Linked DNA regions of Mus musculus: region 1 is linked to region 2. A link is a loop called in an ENCODE intact Hi-C map of the cell type or tissue named here. Cell type or tissue: heart. All regions are shown on one strand. Each heading gives the region's core, and the rest is flanking DNA. Links, peaks and the distances in the headings are about the cores only.

Region 1 (2,810 bases), core at 56-2,555, 120 kb before region 2:
AGTCAGACCTCGTTAGGGATGGTTGTGAGCCACCATGTGGTTGCTGGGATTTGAACTCCTGACCTTTGGAAGAGCAGTCGGGTGCTCTTACCCACTGAGCCATCTCACCAGCCCTGTTTTGTTTTTTTGAGACAGTCTCATGTAGCCCAGGCTGGCCTCAGGCACACTATATAGCTGAGACTGGCCTTGAACTCTTGGTCCTCGGGCCTCTACCTATCAAGTGCTGGTGATTGCTACCTGGTTAACTGTTTGGAGGAAGCAAAGGATTACCTGTGCAGCAGTGTTGAGGAGCCCTGAGGACATGCCCTCAGACTCAGGGTAGGTGATCTCCACAGCAAACTCAAAGCCCAGCGGGAGGTAACCAGTCATGAAGAAGCTAAGAGAGCACAAGACAGGCGGCATATGAGAGGGGCAGCCACCTGTACAGGCAAGCTCATCTGTTTTCACCAACCACATACCAAAATGAGCGTAAGCTTTCTTGTTATAGTTCTGAGGAACAACACTTTTATACATGTAATAATGGAACTCTTAGAGTCTAAAACATCAAAAGGATCTTTGGAGGGCCTTTTAAACACTCCTTCAGAGTCACAGAAGCAGGGTATATCACCTGACACTTACCCAAGAATCCCACCAGTAAAAAACACCACGATGATGTACCCGAGGTTCAGTGTGAATGTGAATATGAGCATTCCAATGAAAGACAGAACGTACACTATCAGAGTTGTCTGCCTAAAACAAAGACAGAGCTGTGAGTGGGTCCCTCTGCAGAGAATAATGCAGCTAGCTACCACTCTCTCCTCAGAAAGACAAACCAGTCTTGTCATCTGTAGATAATGTATCTAGCTCAACAATAATTTTTTTCCATACAAATAATTCTTTTTTTTAGTCCACAACATAAAGAAGACAAGATGAAGCCTGTCAGGAGCCTGGTGCTGTGCAGGGAAGCCTCTTTCTAGATAGAAACAACCTACACAGGCAGAGGTAGGGGTAGAAGGTTTGTAAGGTCTTCACATTTTCAGGGGTGAAGTGAATATGACCAGTAAGGCAGATCATTGCAAGCATTACTCAGACACAGCGGTACCTGCTGTAATCCTGGCAGTTGGGCAGCAGAGGCCGAATGGTGCCTGAGCTCCAGGCCAGCTGAGTTACCTAGTGAAACCTCTCTCCTTAAAATCGATATATCTTTATTTGCATGCTATGCATATACCTACTGTCACTTACTTGTAGGTTTTGGTATAGTCCAGCCATAAGCCACAGAGAATAGAGCCCACCATTCCAGCTACCACCAGTGTCAGCCCGATCCTCCCAGCATTCACCTCTTCTCCCTAAGATAATGTGCAGGAGATAAGCAGATATCTCTAGTTCAAACGATAGCTCATCTTTCCATACAGTAAAACAGCTAACTAAAATAATCATAAAATTAAGCACATAATAGGAAGACTCATTACATGGGCTAGAGCTGGGTCTTTGGGAAGGGTGATTTATTGAAGGCATTCTATTTTAAACAACAGCAACAATGACAACAACAGCTATAATACAGTGAAAGAAGGGGCTGGAGAGATGACTGCTCTTCCAGAGGTCCTGAGTTCAATTCCCAGCAACCACATGGTGGCTCACAGCCATCTGTAATGGGATCCAATGCCCTTTTCTGGGGTGTCTGAAGAGAGTGACAGTGTACTCACATACATTAAATGAATAAATAAATCTTTTTTTTTTAAAATGAAAGTAAGAAAGGAAACACGTCCTGGGTCCACCACAGCTGGGCTTACATTGGTAAACTCTAAAACCATTTACACATGTGCAAACAGAGAGTCGAGGGCAATGCTGAGGCACAGTAAGGGTGCTGGCTCCTTTTAACCCAGAGGCCACAGACCTCGACATTTAGGTTTATAGTCCTTACAAGGTTTTGCACTTTTCCGTATAACTGAGTTAAAGTCTTGCCACAATGCCTGTAAAGAGGGTTAGGTGTGCTCAGTAAAAAGTGCAGGGGACAGTGACTGTGCACTGAGTCCAGGATGCACAGAAACTGGATTGGAGTCACGTGAGCCACCCTGGCCCCTCTGCTGTAAACGTGAGACCCGTCTGCCTTCTGTCCCCCAAATCTGCTTCCTTCAGCTCTTTCCACCTTGAGTTTTACATGGTATGCTGCATTTTTAGAAGCAGGCATCAATGTTTACAACAACAAGGCCACAGTCTTCATTCTAGAACCATGCCAATGTAAATTATATTGTTAAAGAAAAAGGCTTGGCCAAGCATACAGAATAAAAGCAGAAACTTGCCAGGCATGGTGGCACACACCTGTAATCCCAGCCCTGGGACACAGGGGCAGGACAGTCACTTCAAGTTCCAGACCAGCCCGGTCTACACAGTGAGTTTCAGACTAGCCAATGAGTCATTGCAAGACAGTCTCAGAAAACAACAACAACCACAGACAACAAAAGCTTACCACATAATATGTCAATATTATTTGATTCAATAATGTTGAGATTGAATAAAATGCTCCAGTCATGATACCTACAAAGAAAAAAAAAAAGTTTAAGTTCACCATTCTATGAAGCAACATGGAATCCTATGCAACATGTGTAATATGTAATGTTATCAGCCTGTAAAGACTAAATATCACCATTACTGCTGTCAGAAATGGGACAGATGGATTTATACTGTCTACTAGAGATCTGTGCTAGTCTTGATCCCCTGCACAAATGGATCAAAGGCGATGGAACCCTCAAGAGTGGAACCCAGAGCAGGAGATGAGGCGCAGAGCAAGAGTGGAACCCAGAGCAGGAGATGAGGCGCAGAGCAAGAGTGGA
Region 2 (2,810 bases), core at 108-2,607:
ATACCAGCTGTGCTTCATACTGGCTGGTCCTGAAATCCTTCCCTGTGTTAAAACCAAGAACCCTCAGTTTCTCTTGTGTAGGCGTAGGTGACGTGCGGAGTGCTAGACTTTAGGAATTTCCACCAGGCGTGAGGAAGACAGACTTAGAGAGACAGGATGAAGGCACAAGTCTCCCACCCCACCCCTGCCCTCTCACCCCGCCCTCACCTTGCCAGGCTCCAGCTCTCCAGAGAGTCTCCAGAAGTTCTTCTGTGAGCCTTTCGGTCTGCTGCCTCCTCCTCAGGTGGTGAGAGAGGCTGGTGAGGGAAGCTCTTGAGCCTGGCTGAGCCTAAGTAGCTCCTGCAGGGGTGTGGATGAAGCCTGAGGAAGAGCTGTCAGCCTGAGACGTCAGAGACGGGGCCAGTCAGAGTTCACCTGGAGAGGCAAGGCACTGCACCCAGTTGGGAGTTTCTTTTTATATCTCTCTGTGTGTGCATGTGCCAGTGTGCCATGGCACCCTGTGGAGGTCAAAGGTAAGGATGGAGAGAAGATGAAGGGTTCTAGGGCTGTGCCCTCCCAGTTCCTTGGCCCCTGCTCTCCCTTCCCACTCTATTTCTATTTCTAGTTCTAGTTCCTCTTCTTCTCACACTGGACCTGAAGCCACCCAAGAACAACAGAAAGGTCCATGACCTAACCCTTCTTCCTCCATCAAGGTCATACCAGCCCATACTCAGGCCTATATTTTATATCAATTACATTATATATTGTCTCTGATGTAAGTCCGTCCCTCTTCAGTCTCTACACAGGTACTGATAGATTTGGCTTTACAATCACGGGACTATTTGTTGGCTGCTACTAAAACAACTTACTTCTCACTTGGTGTTAGATTCTACACAGCATGGACCCAACACAAGGCTGCCCTCTTCCCCATTCCCTAACCTGATTCTCTTCCTGGGAGGGGCTTAACTGTCCTCATAGCCCTCTGACTCTCAAGTGCAAGCTTAATCATCAGGGCAGGCTTATAGCAGGGAGGGAACAGAGAGACAGAAACAGAGACAGACAGAGAGAAAGGGAGATACAGAAAGAGACAGAGACAGACAGAGGGAGGCACACACCACACACACACACACACACACACACACACACACACACACGGGGTGGAGGAGGGGGAGTGACACAGAGAGAGCAAGCACGTCTTCTCTTGGTGCCATCCTCACTACCCCAGCTGTCTCCTCTCTGATTCCTCTCAATCTTCACTCTCTTGAAAGGATCACAAAAGTACACTTTATAAAGAGGGGCCACATGTGGTGATATGCGGGTTCAGGGATCACCATCTACATGGAAATTCAGTGACAACTAGAGCTACATAGTAAGACCTTGTCTCAAAAAAACAAACAGAACAGAACCAAAAAGGCATAAGGAGGGGTTGAGGACTCAGCAGAGTGCTTATCCAGCATGCATGCAGCCCTGGGTTTGTGATCTCCATGGATACGTTGGCCGTGATGGCTCACATCTGTAATCCCAGCTCTTAGGAGGGGGAGATGGAGGATCAGAAACTCACCATTATTATCTCCAGGCTGGGATGGAGCCAAGCTGCAGAGCGAGTGTGTACTTGCACATCCACACAGAACACCAGCAGCTCTGGCAGGTGCTTGGACACACCTTGCCTGTCAGTCACCCCTGACCACGCCCTGACCAAGTCTAACTGAGGTATCTCTGCCCCTTTCTGTTTGCTTCTTTGCCCTCCATCTGAGGGGATAGGATCCAAGCTCTACCCATGGCTCCCATTTTCTGCCACTCCTGCTCTGACCAGTCAGTGTGCATAAGGAAAATGGGTGAACGAATGAAACAAACAAACAAACAAACAAACAGGGTTCTCTTAGCAAGAGAAGAAGAGGGAGCCGCTGGGTCACCAACCGTCTTGCTCTGCTATGGTGAGTGCCCTCAGAACAAGAAAATAGTGTGTGTGTTGACAGCCAGGGAGGGGGTTTACTGAAAGGAAGGACCAGGGAGAGACTGGAGGAAACAGCAGGGAAGAGACAGGAAGTTCAATAAGCACCTTGTGGCCAGGCTTAGATTGCTCATCCGGAAGAATGCCTATGCCTCCGGACATTGCTCAGTACTTCAGGAATTGAAGTCTGACACAACGCTGTCCTTGCCCAGTCTGGGGCTCAGACCTGGGCCTTGGCTTTGTTAATCTGCAGTGGGGCTACCCACTAATGTCTCACGTAATGGGAGAGTCCCCCCAACAGGAAGCAGTAGCTGGTTGCTCTAGAGAGATAAGCCGTGCAGCTGGACTCATCTGCAGGACCTGAGTTGAGCCTGGGCTGAGCCAGGGCTTCATGGCAGAAACCTGCCATTCCAGTTACTCCAGAGGCTGAGGCAGGAGAATCAAAAGCTCCGCAACAAAACAAGTTAAAGACCTGGACAACTCAGTGAATCCCTGTCTCAAGAAGTAAAGGATCAGGGCCACAGGTCAGTGACAAGATCTTATCCAACAGGGGCAAAAGGCTACATTCAATCCCTAGCACTACCAACAACAAAAGTGGGCCCAAGGAATGGTCCAGTAAGTAGGTCAGGGTTCTTGTAATCCCAGTGATCTACATTCAATCCCTGGGACCTGCCTGGTGGGGGAAGAGAAACAACTCCTGAAGTTGCCCTCTGACCTCCACATGTGCCCCCATCCCCTTAAGTAAATCTAATTTTTTCTTTAAAGGAAAGAGCCCCGGTAGTGTCAGCAGTTCTTGTGAAGAAAGAGGACAAATTTATCTGAAATCACCAGATTGAATTGATTACCAGGTGGCAGAAGCTCTCTGTGCTTCCGGTTGCTT

Evidence for each region. Hi-C counts contacts between places; a loop is a spot of excess contacts. Peaks named below come from ENCODE experiments on the same cell type or tissue, not always from the same donor. Only the 100,000 strongest peaks of a DNase experiment are listed, where the experiment ranks them.
Region 1: it touches region 2 in a loop (2.3-fold over the local background); 2 of 42 quality-filtered maps call a loop at or near these places.

What each region holds. Positions count from the first base shown.
Region 1 is chr1:191,010,918-191,013,727 of GRCm38, forward strand. It overlaps Flvcr1 (feline leukemia virus subgroup C cellular receptor 1), which reads right to left. Exons shown (of 10, transcript NM_001081259.1): 4 at 2,447-2,514; 5 at 1,222-1,325; 6 at 619-729; 7 at 271-376. Among named protein-coding and RNA genes, the nearest start is that of A230020J21Rik, 13 kb to the right of the region's middle. In heart, for the core only: no CTCF peak of the experiment used is centred there; no DNase peak of the experiment used is centred there.
Region 2 is chr1:191,130,962-191,133,771 of GRCm38, forward strand. It overlaps Gm31640 (a long non-coding RNA gene), which reads right to left and starts at 1,764. Exons shown (of 3, transcript XR_373868.3): 1 at 1,541-1,764; 2 at 208-497. In heart, for the core only: no CTCF peak of the experiment used is centred there; no DNase peak of the experiment used is centred there; H3K27ac peaks cover 1,231 bases.